Linked DNA regions of Homo sapiens: region 2 is linked to region 1. The links are chromatin contacts, found by Hi-C or POLR2A ChIA-PET in ENCODE. All regions are on one chromosome and are shown on one strand. The core of a region is the stretch at or near the end of the contact, and the rest is flanking DNA. Distances in the headings are between cores, read along the strand shown. Region 1 has its middle 24 kb from the start of TXNRD3. Region 2 has its middle 58 kb from the start of PRR23E.

What was found. A loop is a pair of places that touch in the nucleus more often than their neighbours do. ChIA-PET counts read pairs that join two places held with the same protein, here RNA polymerase II (POLR2A). Pooled maps may share reads with other maps.
Region 2: a map with no recorded cell type shows a loop between it and region 1 (5-fold over the local background). The contact joins two enhancer-like sites. A Hi-C loop is called at or near these places in 1 of 37 single-sample maps with no recorded cell type and 2 of 50 pooled maps. POLR2A ChIA-PET finds 5 or more read pairs at or near these places in 1 of 52 experiments (IMR-90).

What each region holds. Positions count from the first base shown.
Region 1 is chr3:126,677,074-126,681,216 of GRCh38, reverse strand. No RefSeq gene overlaps it. Among named protein-coding and RNA genes, the nearest start is that of TXNRD3, 24 kb to the right of the region's middle. RefSeq lists enhancers at 2,121-2,220, 1,736-2,342. Within about 2 kb of position 2,422, at least 2 of the 41 ENCODE cell types and tissues checked have a DNase peak (open chromatin) inside an H3K27ac peak, as active enhancers do.
Region 2 is chr3:127,133,394-127,137,536 of GRCh38, reverse strand. No RefSeq gene overlaps it. Among named protein-coding and RNA genes, the nearest start is that of PRR23E, 58 kb to the left of the region's middle. Within about 2 kb of position 1,761, at least 8 of the 41 ENCODE cell types and tissues checked have a DNase peak (open chromatin) inside an H3K27ac peak, as active enhancers do.

The sequences.
Region 1 (4,143 bases), core at 1,173-3,672:
CCCAGAGCATGGCTGGATGATTTCAACTCTATGACATTCTGGGAAAGGCAAAACTATGGGGACAGAAAAAAAGATCAGTGGTTGCCATTGAGAGACTGAGTGTGGATACACTGGGTTGGCCTACAAGTCTTGGTGGGATGGGCAACAACTTCCAGCCCTAGCCGTACTCCTGCAGGCTGGGTCTTGGAACCTCACTTGTTGGACTCCCAAGTCTTCCTTGTTCTGCTTTTCATAAGAAAAGCCTTGTGTCTTTTGCTTCCCTGTGTCTTGGATAAGTGTGGGATAATCCAGGATTCACAGACTTTGTAAATGAAGAAAACTCCAGATCTTCCTCCAAGCCCAGGCTTGATATCTTTGCGGCTTAGAATTTCAGTCCTGTGTGTGACATAAACATCTTGTCTGCCAGACCTAAGAAATTCATCCACACTCCCTGGCTGCTGAATTTTCTTTCCTGAGCCTATAGATGTTCTTCGTCATAAGTTGACAAAAGAGGTGCTCTGAGCCTGTGTGATAGGTTTTCCAGGCTTGCTGCCCGTTACTGTCATCTGCCAATTCATGAAGCAGTTGTATGCACCTATCCTGTGGGCGAATTTTATTTAGCCACTAATTATTGTATTCATTAAAAAGGAAGGAAGACAGGCAGGAAGAAGCACACTCAGATCTCCTCTCGGAAAATTCTCAGCTGCTCCACACATCACGTTTGAAGGATGAGAAGCACAAATAATGCTGTGAGATAAATAAATGTATAATTGAAACCACATGAAGTGGAATAATCAAGTTACTCAGCTCCCAGTGACTCCTAGTTTCTGATCTGTCTCCAGATATCAGAACTTGCAGAAACCGGTTGCACCTCCAATAACTACTACTCTGCAGCTTTTACCAGCAGACAATACCTTTGCCGTGGAGGAATAAAATGCATTCTTATAGGTTACGTGGTTTCTGCAAGTGAATAGTAACCAAATCTGAGAGGCCAATGTGCCGGCCCCAGTTTTATGGGACCTTGATGGAGTTCCTGGGAGGAGAAGGAAAGAAGCTGTGGGCTGCCGAGGGCCCCATGCTGCCCCTGCTTCCCTCCTGCAGGCATCCTTCTCACCTTCCTGCCCTCTCTCACTCCATCCCATCTCCCTCCAGTGCCTCTCCCCACTTCCAGTTCTGCATCCCTCCTGCCCACTCACTAACATGAGGGCTCCCCCAGGTCACAGCTTCCCTGGGCCTTAGTTTCTGTAAAATAGGGATAATTAAGGTAGAGAATCTACAGAGAATCAGAGGCAGATGTGAGGCTTCAATGAGTTCCAGCTGCAAAGCGCTTAGCTTTGTTAGTTTCTATGGTTCCCTTTTAGGAGGATGCCTTCGGAGCCTCTCACACTTCCGAAGCCTCACCCTGCCTTCGGCCCATGGTGAGTTTTAGTCGTGCCCCCAGGACATTCCTTAAGAGCAGCGTTGGGTTCTCCTGTCCCTCTTCATCCCTGCATCCACAGCAGGCATTTCTGCCCGGCTTTATAGTTCATAGAGTGTGTTCTTATTCATTGCCTTGTAATCTGTGTCATCCTCCTTATTTTAAGAGGAAATCAAGACCTGGAGGTGGAGGCACCGAGCTGGAACACAGCTCCCCTGGGAACCACTCTGGGCAGGACTGGCCGGCCCTGGAGGTGCTGGGTCCCTGTGGGTGGCCGACTGACAGTGCCTGGGAGGCACGTGCCCCGTCCCCGTCGCCTGCGCGGGTCAGTGGGCAGCCCAGGCCAGATCCTCTGAAAGGAGACCTCGCATTGTCTGTTTCCCAAGAAGCCGCAGTGCCACCTCGCGGCCGCCTTCAGAAGTGCATGCTGCGATCTGGCGCTCTGAGAAGCCCTGTGGGGAGGTACCTGCGTCCAGCCCAAGGGGCTGCCTGCCTGGCCCGCGAGGAAGAGCGCGTTCCTGCCGGGCCCACGCAGCTGAAAGTGGAAATGGGTTCTGTAGAATGTTTCGGCGTGCACCGAATTCGCGCAAGAATCCTCTACTGATGCCAGGCCCTGTGCCCAGGGATGGGGTGGGGGCGGTGCAGAGAAAGGACCGTGGGGTGGTGCAGAGAAAGGACCGTGGGGTCGTAGAGAGGAGTGCCAGAGGCCTTAGCTCTAAGGGGTGCGGGAATCGGAGAGGCAGAGGCCAACCAGAGGACCTCTTCGTGAGGCCAGCTGTCATGAGTGCTAGGATCCGAGCAAAGGGCCGAGTCCAGCTGCGCACACAGAGGGGCCCATCTCCTGCCACATGGTTTCCTTTCGTCCTCCCGCTTGCTCCGATTAACAGGCATCCTGCATCTTGGGCGTACAAGCTTCCCGGCCGCGCAAGTTGTTCAAGAACCCCAGAGGCAGGTGTTTCCGGGAGGCTCTAAGCCGACAGCTCTTTGAATGCCTGGCTGCTCACAGGGCCTGAGCCTCTGCCACACCCTGTTTAAGAACCCGAGGCTGCACGGCTGCTCAGGCCACCCCCAGCCAGACTCTGTCCTTCTCTTGCAGAGAGGTACACTCTGGGGCCTGGCCACCCTTCCCGCCGGGGGCCTCTCTGAGAGCCTCTGGCTCCAATAAAAGAAGGGAACAGAGTCCCAAATCCCTTTTTTCTGGCAGGCTCTTGGCCGTTGGGTGAATTTGCCACCCCCTTCTCCCTGACGTTGTGTATTAAGGATTCTTTGGAAGGGCAGACATTTCCAAGTCAGAGAAAGCGAGGGTCAATCTGCACCCTTTCTCAAAAAAAGCAGTGACGGCCTGCCTTGCATTTATACAATTTAAGGAGATTCCAGAGATAATAAGGCGAGTCTGTTCCAAGGTGACTTAAGGTCTCCATTTGCAGCCAAGGGAGCAGCTGGCATAATTCTAAGTTTCCGCCTGAGCAGGCACTTCCATTACCCTCAGAACCTCCATGCTTGGTTTCTGGAAAGATCAACTTCAGCAAAGAAGCGGGCGCGGGTGGGGAGCTAGCTCTTCCTTCCCTTGACAGCCTCAGTTGGAGACCTCGGCTGCCACCACGTGCCACAGTGGGAGAGTTTCCCGTCCAATGCTCTGCTCCAGCGATGTACTGGATTCCAGCCTGGGACCACCCAGAGACTTCGTTATATGTGGAATATAGGGAAATGAACACGGCAATGTCTGCACCACACAGAAGGTCTAGATTTCTCATCTGGAAAATGGTCCATTTCTGCCCGGGTCACAGAGGAAAAAAAGATCTGGCTGGGTGCAGTGGCTCATGCTTATAATCCTAGTGCTTTGGGAGGCTGAGACAGAAGGATGGCTTAAGGCCAGGGGTTCTAGACCAGTCTAGGCAACATAGTGAGACCCTGTCTCTACAAAAAAAGAATCAGACAGTTGCAGTAGCATGTACCTGTAGTTCTAGCTACTTGGAAGGCTGAGGTGGGAAGATTGCTTGAGCCCAGGAGTTTGAGGCACCAACGAGCTGTGATTGCATCACTGCACTCCAGGCTGGACAACAGAGTGAGACTCTGTCTTGAACAAAAATAAAGGAAAGAAAAGAAAAGAGATCCCACGTGGTAAGAGAAGTAACTTTTTGCTACCTTTAAAAAATCCTTATTTTCCGTCCCCATGGTAGGTTGTTTACAACAGTGGCCATGGTTTTGCAGCCCTCCTTGCATATGTGTCCTCAGCCCGGTGACTGTGCAGTAACTCCTGAGAAGATGCAGAGTGCATTTCTCAGCCCTTGGATCTGAGCTGGCCTGTGACTCACTTTGGTGCACAGAATGTGGCAGAAGTAAGGGGATTCAGGTTCTGAGGCTAGGCTGTAACAGCCATTGCATGCTTCCTCTTCCTTTCAGATCTCTGGGCTAGCCTGCTAGCCACTCAGAAAGATACCACTCAGCAGCAGCGGAGCCATCCCAGATGCTGATGTGTAGCTGATACCCAAGTGAGCCCTGCTGAGTCCGGCTCAGATGATCAGAAGCATCCTGCCAGCCCACAGACTCATGAGCAGTACTACACGGTTGTTATTTGAACCTACTGAGCCTTGGGGTGTTTTGTCACACAGCAACAGCTAACTGGTACCCCTGCTCACCTCCTTTCTTCTGCTTCTTCCTTCATTCTTCTGTTCCTGGACCTGATCAAGGTCATCCATCTGGGTAGTTACATGTCTGTGGGTTATTTCTCCACCATCTGCCCTTGG
Region 2 (4,143 bases), core at 512-3,011, 460 kb before region 1:
AGATGTGGTGGAGACATCCCAATGGCATGTTTTTCAGATGCCCTCCCAAGTGCCCAATGCTAGTCAACTGAGCCCGTCCTGCAGAAGCAGAGGAGCCCCGAGGTCTCCTGGCACAGGCTGGCTATCAGCTAGGCATTGTGAGCAGGCATGAGGTGTGGTGAGAGAGGCCAGATACAAATGGGCTCCTATTGGTTGCGTCCGCATCCATGAAGGTCAAGGGCAGGCAGCGCTAACCTCCTGCCAGAATAGTGGTTGGCCTGTGTGGCAGATATTTCCCTAGCGGTGCCACAAGTGACCTCACAGGTGCAGGCAGTGTTCTCTCTCTGGGCCTGGATGACGTCACCCATGTGGTGCATGAAAGATTGCAAGCTTACTGCATGGAACTTAGATGTCAATAGAAACGTCAAAAAGCAAAGCAGAAACCCACTCTCCAAAGAGAATAAGCGATCTGCAAATGGGCTGGGACCCACAGGGGGCAGCCTGCCCTCCTGCTCCAAGTTTAGGACTGAAACTGTGGGTGCCAATGGGCATCAGGTGGCACCAGGTGAGGATGAGCTGGGGGACAGAGGAACCATGACTGACCCTCCCCAGAGGGACAGAATCCAGGGGCACTAGCGAACCCAGTCACAAGTGGACACGGCCAGAGCCATCTCCTAGCCCAGGGCCAGGAGCAACATTCTGGCAGTGCAGGGAGGCGGGGCACAGGGGGGGAAAGAGGCTGGTGTGGAGGTCTGCAGGGCAGGGATTGTGGCAATGGTTACCTAAGGTCCAGGAGGTAGGGGTCAGAGGGTCAGGGAATCAGGTTAGGAGGTCAGGGAGAAGCTGAATGAAATCCCAGGAAAGTTCCCAAATTGCTGGCAACCTGCACTCTCGGGTCTCACCCACCAGAGCCTCCTGGGAGGCTGGCATCAGGGTGTGGACTGAGCTATGGAGGCCCTCTCCAGCTCAGTTCCCCATAAGTCTGCCTCCCTCGGGAAGCAGAAAGGTCCAAGGGCGTTCCTGCAGCTCCTCTGCCATGAGGCTGTGTCCACTGAGGCTCTACCCTGGCTTCCAGGCCTGAGGCACTGGGTGGGACACCCCCTCCCACGGGGCCCACGGGCACTCACATACCCCAGGGAACCCAGCCGCAGTCAGGACCATGCCTGGTCCGTGCCTCTCACAGGGAGCAGAACTGACGCTGGCTGGGGCATTGTCCAGGTCGCAGTGCGCACGATGGGTGCCAGGGAGGGGGTTCCTCCCAGGGACGCTAAGAGGTGCAGAGGCTGACTCAAGGCGGGGCAAGGGTGCAGCAAGGTCCCTGGGAGGCCAATCTGCCAACTTCAGGCACCCAGGCAGCAAGAGAAAACCTCTGTCCGGGCTCCCCTCTGGGGTTGGGGGCCAGGCTGGTGAAGAACACAGGCCCTCCCCAGGTAGGACCCAGCCGCTGGAGGAGGACAGTATGTTTTCGTTTTTGCTGCTGCCCCTCTGGAAACCACAGTCAGCTCTGCCTTCCCACGGAAAGAAGCAGGGAAGAGGGACTGGAGCCTGCCTTCGGGGAGCCCAGCTCGGTGCCTGGCACTGCAACCCGGCGCTCTGTTTCTCATCTTGTATGCACCTCGGACGAACTCATCCCGCCGAGGCAGGGCCGCCCGAGTGCAGGGGCTGCGCCGGTGCGTGGCAGGGCCGGGGGCTGCGATGGCCTGGAGAGCCCAGGAAATGGAGACGCTGCTCTGGATTGCTCAGTGGGAGCCCAGGCTCCTAGCAGCTCCTGGAGAAAGCCGACTCCGAGTTTGGTCGGGAGAAAATGACAAAGAGTGGAAATTAGGTCAGCCTCTTAAGGAGGAGGAAAAGAACCCGCGTGACGGCAGAGGGGCCGCGGGGAGGGTGCGGGGGCGGGAGAGCCGCCTCGCAGAGACAGCGGGTAATGGGAAAAGTTTCTCCAATTACGTGAAGAAGAGCGACCGTCCGCGCGATAACGGATGACTGGGAGAGGCAGGCGCTTAATGGGTTTTTCCCTGCGATCAGTTAACCCGAGCCCCGTGGCCCTGGTGACAGCGCGGGCGGGGAGGGCTCGGGCTCAAGGGCCCCCTGCGCTGGCTGTTTTCCAGTCCTGCGCCTGATGACACAGATTTCCCTAACAGTGACAGCGCGAAGAGTTCTCTGGCTCCTCAGACCTGCCCCAGGCAGCCGTCAGCCCGACGCGGGAGGGGAGCGGGCTGGCAGGGCCTGGCTGCAGCCTGGCTGCAGAGGCACCGCGTGCATGGACACAAATGTGTACCCTCCGGGGCCACGCGTGGGGCCAGACATGACCATGCACGGCTAGCCACCACACCACATACAGATGCCCAGCCCGGGGGCACAGCAGGACATGCAGACTCTTACTCACTCACATGCTTACTTCCAGACACACACACATTTATACATGTGCACAGACATCCAGATAGAAAGATGCATGGTGACGCGCTCACTCCCAGACACCAAGGCACACTCAGACACACTCATGTATGAATGCACATATGCACATGGACACAGACACACATGCACACACACAGATGCTCCATAAATATACAAGGACACACACATGCACACAAATCACACCTCCAGACACACACTGCCAGAAGCACGCCTGTGGGCACCATGAGCAGACGCTCCCCCCAACAGGCATGTCCACACAGGCACCCACATGCACCCGTTCACACACACACCATGGGCAGCACAGCTCTCATGAAGAGGCCCCTCCCCAGCCCCCAATATCCCAGCCCTGTAGCATGTTCTCCCTCCTCCTCAGCTGCCTAGGGCAGCCTCCTTCTCCCAGCTCCTGCTTCCAGTCTCACCTCATCCCCGGGTCCAGACCCCACCCCAGCAGAAGCCCAGCTCTGAGGGCCACCATCCCACTCACTGAGCTCCTCCCCACAGGAAGCCCTGTCCTCACTCCACCTCCCAGGAAGGCAAGCCTGTGCCGGCCGCCTTCCCCTGAGAAGATCTGGCTGCCCTGAGCCCCGGGTGATGTCCATCCCTGGTTCACCGGTTCAGTGAATGTGTGCTGAGCCTCCATCGTGTTGTGGAGCTGAATGCCACTCAGGATACACGGGTAAACAACACGGGTGGAGAGTCCGCCTTCATGAGACTTTCCTTCTAATGGGAAAGATGGGCGGTGAGCAGAGGACACATGCATGAGAAGCTCGATGCTGGCGAAAGTAGCCCAGAGCAAGGAGGGGACCAAGCCAGCAGGCAGCGGTGGGGGTGGAGTAGGAAGGCCCCCTTGAAAGGAGGTGAGGGGCTCCAGGCAGAAGGAGCACCACGCAGACAGGAGCAAGGGGCTGCCTGCCCCATTCAGTGGGGGACGGGAGGGGGCTGAAAAGAAGGCCCAAAAGGCACAGAGGCCCCCCCTGTGAGGCTGGACAGGCCACTCTGAGGCCCTGGCTTTGACCCTGAGTGAGACAGGAGCTGGAATGCAGGGAGGCCAACAAAGGCTAGCTCATTAGCCCAGGTGAAAGCTGTGCAGGCCTGGGCCAGCGCCAGTGAGAGGAGTGAGTGTTTGGGTCCTGGGTGTATTTCAGAGAGAGGGCCAAGAGATGTTGCTGATGGGCTGGTGAGGGTGAGGGGAGGTCAGGCCAGCCAGGAGCAATGTCTGAAATGGGAAGAGCCGGTGGAGGGAAGGTCAGAGTTCTAGGGTTTTATCTGGACATGGTTGAAGGTGGAATCATGACCCCCAGCGATATCCCTGTCCCAGTCCCCAGAATATATCACCTTTGTGGCAAATGGGACTTTGCAGGTATGATTAAGTTATGGATCTTGAGATTGGGAAATTATACTGGATTATTCAGATGGCCCAATGTGATTACAAAGTGGGTCCTTATAAGAGGGAGGCCAGAGGGTCAGAGTCAGAAAGGGACCTTTGAGGATGCTACGCTGCTGGCTTTGAAGAAGGAGGCAGGGGCCACGAGCCAAGGATGGAGGCGGCCTCTAGAAGCTCGTCCTCCATCCAGAAAAACCACCTGCCAACACCCTGACGCCACTACTTCTGGCTTCCAGAACTATGAAAGGACACATTTGTTTTGCTTCAGCAGTGAAGTTTGTGGTCATTTGTCACAGCAGGGAGAAGAAAATCATGCAGGCGTGTGCAGTGGGAGCTGTTAGGAGACATCTGTGTGCGCAAGTCAT